Regions from separate parts of the Homo sapiens genome. Here region 2 is linked to region 1. A link is a loop called in an ENCODE intact Hi-C map of the cell type or tissue named here. Cell type or tissue: PC-9. All regions are shown on one strand.

Region 1 (8,000 bases):
GGGACTGAGCACAGCACAGACATGGGGTGAGCACAGCACAGACATGGGGTAACCACAGCACAGACCTAGGACTGAGCACGGCACAGACATGGGGTGAGCACAGCACAGACATGGGGTAACCACAGCACAGACCTAGGACTGAGCACAGCACAGACACGGGGCAAGCACAGCACGGACCTGGGACTGACCACAGCACGGACCTGGGACTGACCACAGCACTGACCTGGGACTGACCACAGCACAGACCTGGGACTGACCACAGCACGGACCTGGGACTGAGCACAGCACAGACATGGGGCAAGCCCAGCACAGACCTGGGACTGTCCACAGCAAAGACCAGGACTGAGTCTCTTTTACTTGCAGGAGACAAATCTGGGAGCTCTGAGCCACTAGGATGAACACCAGAGTCTCTCTGAGCCTTGGCTTGGTTTTGTTGATGCTGTGCATGCTTAGAGAACTCAGCTGCCCTGTTTGGAGAATGGCGAGGGCACTGAGTGGACTCTATGTACCAGCACCTTGCATGTATTTCCTGATTTAATCGTTACAACAACGCTAAAAGGTGGGTGCTATTACCTCCATTTTCAAATGAGGGAACTGAGGCCAGGGGAGATTTATCCAGCAAGGGAGAGGCAGAGGAAGGATTAGAACGGAATCTGCCAAGCAACAAAGCCCCGTGAGCAGGCCAAGGTTAGGAAGCAGGATGGGGCTTTCCCAAGGCAGGCTTCCCATCCGGCTCACTTGTGGAGTCGCGGAACCCAGCTCTGCAGTTGGCCAGGCCCAGGGGACCCCCAGAGGCACCTCCCAGCACTTTCAGCAGATCTCCTGTGGGGAGCATCCTCTCTCCTGCGAGAGTGACCATGAGAGCATGAGAGCAAGAACAATGACGAGTCACTGCCGAAGGACGCCTGCTTTCACAGCACAGACACAATGGCTTACCCTTTACTATGAGCAAAACCGTCAAAATGAAAAGTCAGAAAGCTGCCACATGCAGCCGGGCTCGGGGCATGGGTGCTCTGGGGACTTTTCTGACTCTGCCCCTCACTCATAGATGTGGCCTTGGTCACATGCCTGCCCCTCTGGGCCTCGGTTCCCCATTGGTAAAAATGGGTGCAGGGGTAAGACTGGTGAGTTCTCAGTGTCCCTCCATCACCCTCTGGATTTGCAGAAGGGCTAAGAGAGCTCCACGTGCAGTCACCCCCAACAATTCCCCCCATCAGTTGTCCATCTAGAGATAGACCCGTGGTATTAATAGCAACCTAATCTCTTTCACATTCTTTGTGCTGCTAAAATGAAAGCAAAAATTCAAAGCTGGAAGAACAAAAAAACTCCCTTCTGAGAATACTGAGTCACTCCAGAAAGGTCAGTGGAGGCTAGGTTAACCCATGGTTTCCCGAAAGGGCTTCTTGGCTCTTCCCTCAATGCTCAAAGATTCACAGAGAGAATCTGAGAGCCGCTTAGCTTACGGGCTGTGCTCCTGGGATACTGTGGTTTCAGAGAGGAGTTTGGTCTCTCCTAGGCAGGTTGCAAGGCTCTGGGAGAGGCATCTTTGGCGCCATGATGAGAGGCTGCTGCTGCCTGCCGAGAACAGGCTTGGCCCTGCAAGGAAGGGGAGCATCAGACCCAGATTCGGTGAATTCCCAGCACTGCCATTCATGAGCGATGACATTGGGCAAGTCTCTGGGCCTCTGTTTCCTCATCTGTAACATGGGTCTAACTTTAATGTTAATAATAATAGTACTTACTCTCCCCATCTCACAGGGCTGCTGACAGCACTGAAAGAGATAGTCTCTGTAAATTCTGTTCCTGAACCGTGCGTCCCGATGATGGCTCTATACTTTCTGGGATACAGTAAGGCCTTTGAAGCCTACAAGGCAGGGCCGGCCTCCGCGTCCTCCACCTGCTGCTACCACCTACCAGAGGACATGCAGGCTCAACTGTAGGCCACTCTTTAGCCCTCATAAGACCCCGGCCCGACAACCGAAGTGTAGGTCCTGTTTCCTCCCCTCTGCCTCCCACCATCCTTAGCCTCACTGGGAGTACTCACTCCAGCCCTCCCCTGGGAGGCAGGGCCCCCGTGCTAGTCTTTTCTGCCACACTCAAGCAGAACTCCTGGTGAAGAAGCCAGAGTGGAAGAGAGGAAAGATGGCGGGCCTAGGAGTCAGACTAGCCTGGATTATAGCCCTTCACCAGCTACTTACTAGCTGTGTGATCTTGAGCAGGTTGCGGAACCTCTCTGAGCCCTAGATCCTTAATATATTAAATGGAAATAATAAAACCTATCTCATGGGGGTTAAAGAAAATAGCACTTGAAATACATTTAGCATAGTGTCCGATGCTCAGTAGGCGACTTAGAAGTAGCTGAAGAATGAAAGCATGAACAAAAGCATATTAGTTTGTTTTCTTTCATGAGCAGGGGCAGATAAAATATTTAAATATGGTTTAGGAACTTCTAGCCTCTTCAGTTGCACAAATTACTGGATAGTTATCCCAGCAGAGTCTCTTGGAAGATTTGCACCAGATACAAGGGTAGCTGAACCAGTCAAGTTGTTTCCGTTTCTGCACCTCAGTTTCCCGGCCTGTAAAATGGGCCAGGTTCTAGTTAGGCACTAGCTGGAGGCAGAATGAGTAGAGTCATAAAAGCTGATTAGCTCTTGGCACTGGCCTACCTAACCCTTTCCGAACCAGACTGGAGAGGCAGCAAGAAGGGCCCTGAAAATGGGTTAAAGAAGGAACAGCTTGGAGACCAAACATTACTAAATATTTTTTCCTTTTATGGGTTGGTGCTCTAGATCAGCACTTCCTGGAGATTATATTCTAAACTTTGCAGTGATGGATGTGAGGTCCGTGTGCCCACAAGCTCCAGCAGAACCCAGATGTCACCCTGGGGCAGGGACTCTCCTTTTACCTTGCTATTTTAAGCAGCGAGTTTATAATAATGGATGGGAGAGACAGCAAACAGGGCAGGAGCAGCGTGGGAATGGCCCCTGCAGGCAGGGCTGCTGGGGCTCCCCTGAGGAGCCTGGGGTTCCATCTTGTCAAGAGTGGGGCCTCAGCAAGCATCCACTCTACTTTTATGTTGTGGCAGCTGACATCTGACTTAACTCATTTGTTCTATTCTGCTTTCTGTCACAGGGACTGACTTAAGCTCTTTTTGGAAGAGAGGGAGGTGGAGGAAGAAAGTAGAGGGTTAAAAAATGAGGTATTTCTCATGAGACTTCAGACCATAATCCCAGAGTCCTGGGATGGAATCGTCAGGTCTTTCAGTTTGTTGTAGCTAAAAAGAGTCCAGGATTTCAGGGACTCCCAGGGTTAGAAAAGGCCCCTGAAGTGGTTAGGAATCCTGTGACCCTTGTCCCAGGCTTTACGAGAACGCTCCAAGGAATGGGGACTCACTACCTTAAAGAACAGCCTGTTTCATCTTCAGGTGGTTCCAACCACTAGAAGGTCGTCCCTTGCCTTCATCTGACCTTTCAGTCATTAGTTATGACATCTATTCTTTGGGAACAGTAAAACCACATGAATGCTTTCCAAACATCTGAGAAGAGATTTTTATTTCTCCCTGCACTTCCTCTTCTCCGGGCTAAAGTTCTCTAGTTCTTTAAACACAAATTTTTGTTCTCCTTGCTTCCTGCTTCCCAGGTTCAAAACATGTCCCAATTTGTCTAAATCCTTCTTAACAGGCAGAGCACAATATACTTTGTGTAGATTAAGACAAAAGAAAAGTGGAATAGTCACCTCCCATGTTTTAGAAACCATGCCCCTGTTAAGACAGCCTGGACCTGTACATACGTCACACATAATTTTAAAAGGTTTCCTATGAGATGTAGCCAACTTCCTTTAGTAGAATCAGGGTTTGTGGCTAGTCTTTTGCTACCCTCAACCCCTGTTACCAAATACTTTACCCAGCACCACTGATGCCACTGCTGCTGAAATCCAAGTAAAGATGATAGAAATTAATCACAGAGCTCACCTTTGGGTGAACCTGATGCTCAGTTTATTCATACAGTAAGAATTTGGCATGGAAGACACAGACAGCATGCCCTGGCCCCGTAGTTCTCATTCCCAAGAGCCAGGTGAAGTCTGTCCAATGTGGCTTCTCCCCATCCTGTCTTATCTTCCCCACTAGACACCCAGCTAATCTGTTCCAAGAAATTCCACTCAGCATTTGTGTTCACGGCTCAGCTCAAACATTTGTAATGTGAAATATTTGCTAAAATCATGTCCCACCATCCCAGTTCCCACAGGTAACCCTTTTCTGGGGTCCTGCAACTTCTCACTTTCAAAATATTTACCCCATTATACTGTTCTCCAGCGTCTCCTACCACTGGGCTCTATGTTCCTTGAAGGCCAAGATTATCTTTATGTCACCAGCCCCTTGCACAGGCCTGGTAGAGTAGGTGTAAAATTTTGGCAGTGAAAGAATGAATGACTCTATGGATGGTCTACTTGAGATTTCTTGAGGTGACCAGTAGGGGTCACCCTAACTGTTCCAGAGCTGTGTGGGCTAACTTGTTCATTGCAGAGAAAGACAGCAATCAAGATGGTGGTCACCTTGACCAATCCTGGGGCTAAAAGTCCCTAGTTCTTTAAACATAAATCAACAATCATTCTTTGCTGAATCTTTTGGGTACCTAGGATGAATCTGACACCTTGCCTAGCTCAAGGAGCTCAGTCCAGGAGTCTAGAGGTATGTGTGTTGGCTGGGGGGTCTGTCAGAGCTGGGCTGATGGCAGCTCAGGCCTTTTCTCCAGTGCCCTGACTCTAGGGGCTTTCCGAGCCCTTTCTGAAGGACAGGAAGAACACCAAGTATTATGGGAGGTGGCAGGGCTTTCCGGTTCTTCCTCCTACAGCCTCCAGCAGTCAGCAGTACCTTCCAGAGGACCTGGAACACAGTTGGTGCTCAGTAAATGACAGTGTCCTTCATCTCCACCCCCACCCACCATGTCCCATCAGCCAAAGGTCACCTCACTATGTTATCTGCATGGTGGTCTTAATCTACTGTGCAGTGGAGCAGCTCCTTCAGGGAATCTCTAAAAGTTGCAGAACCAGGCCAGTTGTTAGTTCTATAGATTCCTGAAGGTATTGCCCACCCCACTAATAAAAGAAGGAGGGAGTTTAAGGATGGGGAGAGGCCAGGCAGAGCCCTTGGAGCTTCGGCCAAGCTTCCTGGGCTGCAGACCCCCGTGCAGGTGGCCTCTGTGGGAACTACTGTGAACTGAGTGTGTTTCATCCTTGGAGCATCCTGCTTGGGAGGCATTCTTATCTGTTTTGACAAGAAAACTGGGACTCAGAGATGAAGCCTACTTTCCAAGGCCACATAGCCAGTGAGTGGCAAAGTGAGGACTCACACCGAGATATCTGGTTCCAAAGCCTGTGTTCTTTCTACATTGCTATCCTGCCTTTCCCTATGGAAACCTGGCATTGCTAGTCTCCTCTTCTAAGAGGAAGCAGAGGAGCTAGACCCATTGGCTCAGGTCTGTTGGCAGGATCATACTCCTAGGCATCTTGACAGACAAGAAGCACGAAAGAGTAGTGGAGCATGTTTTCAGTTACAAGGAACAAAAACCCAACACAAAGTGATTTCAACACCAAGAGGCTTAATTGTTCATGTAACCAGCTAGTCCAGAAAGTGTTCAGGCTTCAGGCACACTTTAATCAGGGCTCCAGTTCTGTTTCTCTGCAGGTCCCTTCGCTCTGCCCTCCTCTGTGTGTATCATTTAGATTCTGTCTGGCTTTCCTCATGGAAGCAAAATAGTGTCCGTAGCACCAGGTCTCATATCTTCACACTCCACCACTCAGAGCAGGAGAAAGCATCTGGTCCTAGAACACCACTTTAAGCTCATCGATGTAGGCTGGGTCCATTGTCTATCCCTGAGCCAGTCACTGTGGGAGGTGGATGAGATTATGCTGATTGCAGTCCCAATCAGCACTGGGACCCCAGTGCCCCCAGGCTGCTGCACCATGGGGAAGGGATAGCCTGGCTTCTGGGAGTCAATCTAAGGTTGCCAGGGGTGGGCACAGGGCACATGGAATTCACCCTGCCTGAGCCCCCAGGTTTTAGTAGGGCTGGTGTAGTCCCCATAAGGGCTGAACTCAAATGAGAGAGCCTGTGCTGAGGGTCAGAAGAGCATGAGGGGAGGTGTCAGGGAGGAAGTCAGGAAACAGCACCTCTTACTCCCCATCCACATGGCTGAGGAACACTGTGTAGTATAGCAGAAAAAGCCCCAGCCTCAAAATCAGGAAGATCTGGGTTCAAATTATTGGTTCTCTGTATGATTTGGGGCAAGTGACTTTCACTCTCTGGGGCGGTTCTCTCATCTGTAAAATGGGAATATTAATGCCTACATCAGAGGTCATCTTGAGGATTCAATCAGATGATGGTGATGCTCCTAGGACAGGGCCTGGCACCCAGTAGGTGCTCAGTAAGTGGTAAACAACTGCCAATGTGATCTCAATGGAGTATCTTCCATTAGCTACAGCTTTGAGGAGTTCGAAGCACATTTCTCCCTTCTGGGATAGCTGTGTTTACTGTAAAGACCAAATTAGATGCAAAATCTCTAAGGTCACCTCTGACTTTGTAAACAAAGCCAGAGAGCCGGAGGAAATGAAATTCCAAATGCCCTCTCCTAGCCTGGTTTGACCTCCGGTGTTGATGCAAACTCAAGCCGGCTCTCACTGTGGCTTGTGGCTCCGGGAAATGGAACCCAGCTTGGGACAGGGATGGGAATGGATTTGACTTGTCCTTTTGGCATCTCCCCAGCCTGTGGAGCCCAGGCCTCTTGGAGCATCTTTGGGGCTGACGCAGCGGAGGTTCCGGGCACACGTGGCCACTCCCAGCAGGAGGCTGCCATGCCCCACATTCCCGAGGACGAGGAGCCCCCCGGAGAGCCACAGGCAGCCCAGAGCCCTGCCGGCCAAGTAAGTGCCCCCTCCCTGCCCTCAGCTAGCCTGGCTGGGGGCCAAGCCAAGCACCCTGGGCTGAGGCCACAGCTTTTAGGCTGGCCAGAGGGTTTGCTGACAGCTCATGTAGGTTGCAGTGGGTACCTGGAGAAGGTGTGTGGCTTCCATACTGAGGAATCAATTACTCTGAGTTGGTTTGAATTGACCGAGGCCCCAAATATTCTGGGTATAGAACCAACCATCTAGGCTGTGTCTGACTGAGGCCTCAGAAGTCAAACCACAAACCATGCAGGCTCCCTCTGAAACCGGAGAAGGACTTATATGAGAACCATTAGCACTGAGAACCTCTTATGTCAGGTGAGTGGGCACGAGAAAAGGCCACTTAAAGTGAATCCACTTAAAATGGAGATCAAAATTGTATAGTAAATAGCAAAAAAGGTTTTCAGTGAAATTTTATTATAGAAAGGAAATGATGAAAGCAGATTAATTTAAAGAGACATCAAGATTTTTATTGTACAAATGAGGCATTCAAAACAAGCTATTTTTAGCTATACAGATTACAAAATATAGGTTATGTGCTAATTTTCAGATTGAAGAAAGAATAAAATGTTGATTTTGGTGTGGGTATATTTATTTATTATACCAGCAAAGTGATCTGTTCACATAGTAACTCGCTCTTCACATTTTACTTTACAGCACCTAATTAAGAGTCTACGTCTGTTTAATACTTAAGGGCTTCATCCATTTCCCCAAGGATCTCTTTCAGTCCCTCGATATTCAAATTATTCCCTTTTGAAGAACCTATTTGAGCATCATCCTCGTCGTATTTTCTTCACTTAATTGATAAGCTCTATCTGATCTCCTTGGTCAAAGACCTTGCATGTAAAATTCTCCATCACTGTTTTCTTTGACTTCATGAACTTTGCAGTTGATTTGCATTGAAATGGTATTGTCCTGTTATATCGGACAGTCATCCAAACTGACCTGAGCCAGGTGGGATAGACGCTTTTTAAGTGAGGGAAGAATCTATAAGTGGAGCATTATTTTTACAAAAGGGCAGATTCTTAGTGAGTATTTTCATGTTATGATGGCATTTGTTT
Region 2 (8,000 bases), 130 kb after region 1:
CCACTGGTGCTCAGAGAGAGTTGTTAGTAATGATAAAAGGGAACTGCAATACTTAAGCATGTCTTCGAACTGATTTAAATTAATGTTGATAGCATGATATTGAATTATCTTCTAGAAGTGATACATTTTTATGTTTAAATCCTTTAGCTCTCTAAATTAAAATTACTCTGCTAGGGGAGGACAGTAGAGCTATATATAAAGTGTCTCAAATCATTTGTTTTACTTGATGTAGCCCCAAATTATCTGAACAAAAATTTTCAAGAGGTTTGTTAGTATCATTGTTTGAACAAGGACTGAACCAAGAGCAAGATGTTTTTCATGCTTTATATACGTCTGAGGCAACAGTCAAAAAATTTTGATAAATGACACTAGCTAACCTTTTTTTTTTTTTTGAGACTGAGTCTCACTCTGTCGCCCAGGCTGGAGTGCAATGGCGTGATCTTGGCTCACTACAACCTTCACCTCCCGTGTTCAAGCAATGCTCCTGCCTCAGCCTCCTGAGTAGCTGGGATTACAGGTGTACGCCACCACGCCCGGCTAATTTTTGTATTTTTAGTAGAGACGGGGTTTCACCATGTTGGTCAGGCTGGACTCGAACTCCTGACCTCGTGATCTGCCTGCCTTGGCCTCCCAAAGTGCTGGGATTACAGGTGTGAGCCACTGCCCTGGCCAACCTTTTTTTTAAGTCCCTGATTTCTAAGACTTGTTTTTCCTAAATGTCTTTGTTAGAAATTTAAAGACCATTGAGATATAGGTGTGACAAAGAGAGATTTATAAATATCATGCCACCAAGCTGTTGACTTTAAAAACCTTAGAAATTAAGTTGCATGTTTATGTTCAAAATATTCTCTATCCCTGTTTTAAGAATCCAGTTATTATAATCATTATTATTTGTCTTTTTGTGTTTCTTCATATTTCCTTCTCTGAAATTGTTTCTTGAATCTAGTTTCATGGCTGTATTATTTTATTAATATATGATTTTTCATAAAATTAACATGTTCTTGTCTCTTTTCAGAACGGCTAAAGTGGCTTCTGGCCAGGAAAAACATCTTCTCTTTGAGGTACAACCTGGGTCTGATTCCTCTGCTTTTTGGAAAGTGGTTGTACGGGTGGTCTGTACCAAGGTGAGACTGATGGAGACTTCTACCTCTGAGCTTAAGCTATTTTGGTGGCTAGAACTATATTTAATACTGTAAGATAATATAATGCATATACATTTTAATAACTCGGTGGTTTTGTAAAACATAGTTTTGTTACTGTTATTGCCTTCTAACTAGCTGTTTGAATCTTACAGTTGTCTAATTGCTATACAGCAGGGGTTTTTATAATCAAATTCTTTTTTGCCTCAATATCTCTAACCATTACATCATACTAATCTTCTATCTCTGTTTTTGGGTTTTTAGCTGGCTGTGGAATGCTAAGGTGACATCCTATTTAGCTCTAAGATGATACCTTAAAAATTAATGTTATCTTGAGATCATTTCTTTTAAGAATACATTCATTCATTAAAAAGAAAAAAGATCCATTGAAAGAGTTTTTTTGTTTTTTAGTAATTTTTAGTTATGGGATAGATTTTTTGCCAGCTGTCATTGAGTATTAGAAAGCCTCAACCACCACTGAGTAGATTCAGATAGAAAGTTCTTAACTTTTTGAGGCTACAAACCTTTTGATTAAATGAAGGCATGAATTTTATTAGGCCACCTCCTATCCCCACCCCGGCTCTAAAACAAAGAACAAAATCATCCATATGCATATAAACCATAAATTGGGCATTCATGAGCGCTCTGAAGTTCATTCCCGACTGACCCATAAAGATTCCCTGGGTTAGGAGATTTTTCCTTTGAGTCACGGACCCTGGAGGTTACCCAAATAATATGCCTTATTTCCTCAGTAGATTGTCAGTTTTACCCATACTGTGTTTTGCTTCCAGTTTATTCAGATAAACATTTGAGCACAAGTGTGAGAGGCATTAGGAATATATGATAAATAAGACAGATTTCATGCTCTCAAGCAGACTGATCTCTCTCTTCTGATCCAGATTATCACAGATTTTGTATTAATCTCTATACTTCTAGACTCTTCTCCAAATTCTAATTTATGCTGCTGTGAGATTAACCTTTCTAAAGCACAACTCGCATCAGATTACTGCCTTGCTTAAAATTCCTCAGTAATTCCTTCTTGCCTACCAAATAGTCCCAACTCCTACAATATGACTCCAAACTATCTTTTCTGCATTAGTCACAATGACCTTCTTTTGCTCTGCATTCTTATCAGGCTTAACTAACTTAAGACTGTATCATTGTTACTTTTCTTTTCCAGTTCAGTGCTTCTGCTTATTGTGTTTTCTCAACTAGGATGTCCATTCCTTCCATTAGGAAGTCACGGAAAATTCCTGTTAAACCAGTTTAAACAAAAACAATACTTATTTTCTCACTTATCAAGAAATCCTAACTCTATAGACTAACTGCAGGATTGGTTAAATTAAAGACCCAGCAGATGTCACTTCTGAACTCACTGGTCAGTATTGGGTCATATCCCCTTCATACACCTACACTGACAGAGGGAATATGATTAGCATGATTGGTTTAGATTAGACTAACCAGGATTGACTCCTGCATCATTTCAGGGAATGGTGGACACAAAAACAAAATAAGGTTCTGCTGGCAATGAAAAGAAGGAATGGTATTTGGATAATCAGCCAGTAGTTTCTGCCACACCTTTTATTTCTGCATCTCTAAACCTGATGTCTCTTTAAAGGTCCACCTCAAATACCATCTCATCCATTAAGTCTTCCTGAATAGGAGTTCTCTTGTCTCTTCCAGATTCCAACAGCACATTATTTATACTTTATAATACTGCATTACGAAAAAAGTTGTTTAGGTTCTTAGCTCCCCTTTAGAGAGTAAGCTCCTGAGGGCAGGAACTATGTCTAGATTCATTATTGTATCTCTTACAGGCTGTAATACGGTGCTTTACACATAGTAGGAACTCAGTATATATTAAGTGAACAAAAAAAATCTGTTGAAATAATACTCTCTTTTTAAATGACTGGGATAGGTTGAAGCTTTCCTTGTTTATTGACACAGTATATTATCTAAATTACACTTAATGTTCATTTTTATTTCATAAAGTACTCAGCTCACATTGAAGAGGCCAATATAAATTGTAGAAAGCTAAGGGAATACGAATATATCAGGCTTTTCATCCCTTCGTTTTTTGTTGCTCTTTGACAAATACAGACTTAAGGTTTAATTTTATTAGTAGTCAAATTCCTTTTTGCCTCAATATGTCTAACATCTGTATGTGATTAAACATCTTCCTTAAAATAAGATTCTAAGTAGAGAAACAAAAGTACTAAAGGCACAGGCAATTAGATATTTTTTCATGTGATTTTTCTTGATTTTAGAGCTACTCTAAAGAAATTTTTTTATTTGCATTCCTTAGGTTCTTTCTGAAAGAATCTGAGAGGTCAGTGTTTATGTTAGAAAGAGGTCAAGTCCACCATGAAAAACTGATAGGAGATTGAGAGTTTCACATTTCTTAATGTTAAACAACTTTAAAAAAATTGTACTTTAACCCTCTGTATTTACATTAAGTCTTTTTCTTGACTCTCTGCCATCTGCTATGATTATCCTTAAATAATATTTAATCCACTATAAAAAATGATCTAAATTATGTTTAAATGGAATATTTTATGGAAATAATATTAGAAAAATAAGAGATTAATTAAAAACTAGGTACTAAGGTGGCTGTTAAGAACTACATGAATTATATTATTTCATCCTTCTTTTTTCTTAGACCAACTTCTTAGAGTCATTCTTGGCTTTTCTTTGTCTCTCACACCTGACAATCTGTAAGTGAGTCCTGTCACATCAAAATGTATTCAGAATCTGGCTAGCTCTCACCATCTACGCTACTACCACCCTATTCCTAGTGACCATCCTCTATCACCAGGATTATTCCAGTAGCCTCCTAACTGATCTCCCTGCTTCTCTTGCCCTGCTTCTGTCTATTCTCAGCACAACAAGCAGTCTATTCCAAGCACAACAACCAGCCTATTCCACATCACAATTTGAAATGTAAATTAGATCATATTACTCCTTGGCTCAAAACCCCCCCCCGTGACTTCTCATGCACTTGGAATCAAAGCTACAGTTATTACTGAAATCAGCAAAGTCCTATATATTCTATTCCCACCTCACCGTCTATCTACCACTCCTTCCTCTGTCCGTCTGTCACTCTGTTCCAAACACTCTGGGCTTCTTGTGAGACTCTCTGTGCTCCTTGCCAGGTACACCTCTATTAAACAGCCTTTGTATTTCCTGTTGTCTCAGCCTGGAATGATCTTCCCCCTAGACATCTATATGACTCATTTCTGCACCTTTCAGTTCTTAAATGTCAACTTCTCTGTAAGGCCTTCCCTGTAACCCCTCAGCGTTCCTTCTCCCCTGTTTCATCTTCTCCATTACACTTATTTTCATCTAACCTAATCTGTATCTGTATTTTATTTGCCTGTCTCTCCTACCTATCATGTAACTTGCTTGAGGGCAGGGATTTTGTTTTATACACACTGTGGCTAGTGCCTAGAGCAGTGCACATAGTACCAATAACATCCACATAATGGTACTCAATAAATACTTGTTTCAGGAATCCTATGATGAGAATAGTTACAGTGTGATACACTTTGCTATTTCTGTACTGACCTTATATGGATTATTCCATAATTTCTTCTGTACTATGCAGTTCCAAAGGACTACCCGTTTCCTCAGCTCTGAAGATCTATTTTGTAAGCCTGTTAAATTCCTGTTACTTTTTAATTCTGTTTATTCTCTACCTCATGTACAGTCTTTTAGTACAAAGAACCTTGTATATTTGCATCTCCAGATAGATTTTACCTTCCCAAAATTTAATCAACTTTCTGATTATTAGAGATGGTTCTAAAATTTCTTAGTATGGTATATGACTCATTCTTTTTTTTTTTTTTTGAGACGTAGTCTTGCTCTGTCGCCCAGGCTGGAGTGCAGTGGCGCCATCTCGGCTCACTGCAACCTCCGCCTCCTGGTTCAAGTGATTCTCCTGCCTCAGCTTCCCAAGTAGCTGGGACTATAGGCGTGTGCCACCATGCTCAGCTAATTTTTTGTACTTTTAGTAGAGATGGGGTTTCACCGTGTTAGCCAGGATGGTCTCAATCTCCTGACCTCATGATCTGCCCACCTCGGCCTCCCAAAGTGCTGGGATTACAAGCATGAGCCACCGTGCCTGGCCGCATGACTCATTCTTGAGTCTCAGTATTTTTTTCCCTGCCTTTTCAAATAGTAAGCAATTAATAAACGTGTTACAACTATTATTTTCATTTACAATATTCAAATGTATAATAATATTTTAAAATATGTAATCTACCTCATTTTCTGATACCCCTAGTTCCATCAATACATTCCAGAACCTAAAGTCACAATTTTATGGCCCTGTGTCTTTGTCTCTCTCCCTATATTCTTCATTTCTTTCTAAATATTTTCTGATTTTGCTTGTTCTTACTCTGATATGCACTTAATAGATTTCATGGCTTACTTCTTCCCCAGTCTTCCATCCTATGTCTTGTGCTGAAAGGAAGTCTTTCATGTCTCTAATCTTTCTCTGATTTCAAGTTCTTCATCCAAGAACATTATACCTTCACCTTACTGGCCTCGGTCATTTCATTATGCCTCACTCCATGGCTCCCCAAAGCTTGTGAAAGCAATCTCCTCTGCTTGCCCCAAGTATCTTCTACATTAGATTGTAAACTGGATGGGGGAGAGGTACAACCTGTAAAGGTACAACCTTTGGGCCACTGGTTTCACCTCATATTAAACGAGTTTTTTGATAAAGCTCAAAATGGCCTTCTGGGAAAAGTCCAACCACCTTTTGTTAGGATTTATTTTAAAGTAATTTTCTTGCTTTAGTTTAGAAGTTTTGGTACAAAATAGAACTTAAAGATATTTAAGAAAGTACTTGTTTGAGTTGTAGAATCTCATGCGGTTGTTGGAGTCAAATGAATCCTGTGGTTAAGAAATTCTTTAAGAAATTAAAGTGAAAGAATTGTTAATACTGATCTCTAAAATTTATTTCTTAACTCTGAGAAAGTCACCTTACCCATCAACAGCATAATGCCTAATTAATCTTACAGGGTGATTTTGTGTGTTAAATGAGGTAAATTTGTATAAGAAGTTTGAACCCCACAAGTGTAGGGGACATGGTATTACTCATTTATTCAGACTCTTGCTTTCTTATGTAATTTGCAAATCCTGAAAACTCCTATTTCCTAGGATGTTTGACTAAATATTTGTTCCCCCTTTTTGGGAAAAATTGGTCAGAGAAATGATCAACTTTTCTTTTTCATGTTCTTTGTATTTTTAGATTAACAAAAGCAGTGGCATTGTGGAGGCATCACGGATCATGAATTTATACCAGTTTATTCAACTTTATAAAGATATCACAAGTCAAGCAGCAGGAGTATTGGCACAGAGCTCCACCTCTGAAGAACCTGATGAAAACTCATCCTCTGTAACATCTTGTCAGGCTAGTCTTTGGATGGGAAGGTATATAATGCATAAGTATTGTATTTCACTTATTTTCTAATATGAAAACAACTGAAATCTATTAATATTTTTGCTGTTGCTCATTGTAGCATCTTAAATCTTTTTTTTTTCTCAGTTGGTATTGTATCTGAGATCAGTTTTGGGGTTATTCTGTGCTTCGGATGTTGTTACAGTGCTAAATTAAAGTGGCTTGGCAGGGCCACTTTAATATTAATGTTTCTGTCACACTGGTCTCCAGGAATCCGCTCTATATGCATGCATTTATTGACAAAGGAGATAGTTAACACCTTCCTTATAATAGGTATTTAGGTTCTTAGACAGTCAAAGCTTTTTAGGGAATTAGGTCAAAGAATTTGGCAAAATCATCCCACTTTTTTTAAAAAATGTCTAATTGAAGCATTAAAATTTTATATATTGGCTTCAGGACTTGGCAGTCCATTCAGGAAGGAACCGAATGCATATACTTAGTTACCAGAAGGAAATGAAGTCAGCCAGAGTTTTCTCTGATGATGTTTGTTTACCCAGGCCTAATACATTATTGTTCTATCTAAACTTTCTTTTCCTTCTCTGTTATGCTTTTGGCACATGAAAGTTCCCACTTCTTGACATTTGACAATCATGATCATAATTTAAATTTGTAAATATCTCATTGGAAAAAGATTTACATGGGTCCAAACATGTTGACATCCTGTCTTACTGTCATACTGGGTAGATAGCAGAAATCTATATTCACCGTGTCCTTTACCTTAAAGTTAAGAATGTACTTAACAGTGATTTTTTTTTTTTTAATTGAGGCGGAGTCTTGCTCTGTCGCCCAGGCGCGATCTCGGCTCACTGCAAGCTCTGCCTCCCGGGTTCACGCCATTCTCCTGCCTCAGCCTCCCAAGTAGCTGGGACTACAGGCGCCCGCCACCACGCCCGGCTAATTTTTTGTATTTTTAGTAGAGACGGGGTTTCACCGTGTTAGCCAGGACGGTCTCCATTTCCCAACCTCATGATCCTGCCCTCCTCGGCCTCCCAGAGTGCTGGGATTACAGGCATGAGCCACCATGCCCGGCCAGTGGTTTCTTTTTTTTTACTGCTCTATTTACAGTTGCATTTTCTGGTTCATTCTTAACCAACTGGTTTTCAAGCACTATGTTACAGTTAAACTGTATTTTCCATTTATTATTTCCCAATTATCTTTAATAGAATTACTTGGTTTTCTAGGTTTGGTCTATACAAGTGTTACTGATAGGCCAAGTGACTTTTAGAACATGGTAGGCAGTGTTTAGGCTTGTCTTTCCTGTATTCTGTAATCTTTCAAAGATGGATCTGATTTTTCTGCTTTTCTTCTCTCCAGAATAGTGGTTGTTGTTTTGTTTAATTGTTTTAAAAGCTGAGGATGGTGTTTGCCAATGTATTTAAGCTGTATGGTAGCACATG

The links. Peaks named below come from ENCODE experiments on the same cell type or tissue, not always from the same donor. Only the 100,000 strongest peaks of a DNase experiment are listed, where the experiment ranks them.
Region 2: it touches region 1 in a loop (3-fold over the local background); 43 of 110 quality-filtered maps call a loop at or near these places.

The regions. Positions count from the first base shown.
Region 1 is chr11:10,650,943-10,658,942 of GRCh38, reverse strand. IRAG1 (inositol 1,4,5-triphosphate receptor associated 1) reads left to right here. Exons shown (of 21, transcript NM_130385.4): 2 at 6,761-6,918. Among named protein-coding and RNA genes, the nearest start is that of IRAG1, 39 kb to the left of the region's middle. RefSeq lists enhancers at 1,143-1,292, 897-2,096. In PC-9, a CTCF peak has its summit at 4,469 (motif pointing right); DNase peaks (open chromatin) are centred at 1,322 and 3,962; H3K27ac peaks cover 3,106 bases.
Region 2 is chr11:10,523,767-10,531,766 of GRCh38, reverse strand. It overlaps RNF141 (ring finger protein 141), which reads left to right. Exons shown (of 6, transcript NM_016422.4): 3 at 1,016-1,124; 4 at 6,394-6,575. Among named protein-coding and RNA genes, the nearest start is that of RNF141, 13 kb to the left of the region's middle. RefSeq lists an enhancer at 4,413-4,472. In PC-9, no CTCF peak of the experiment used is centred here; DNase peaks (open chromatin) are centred at 2,306 and 4,356; H3K27ac peaks cover 1,843 bases.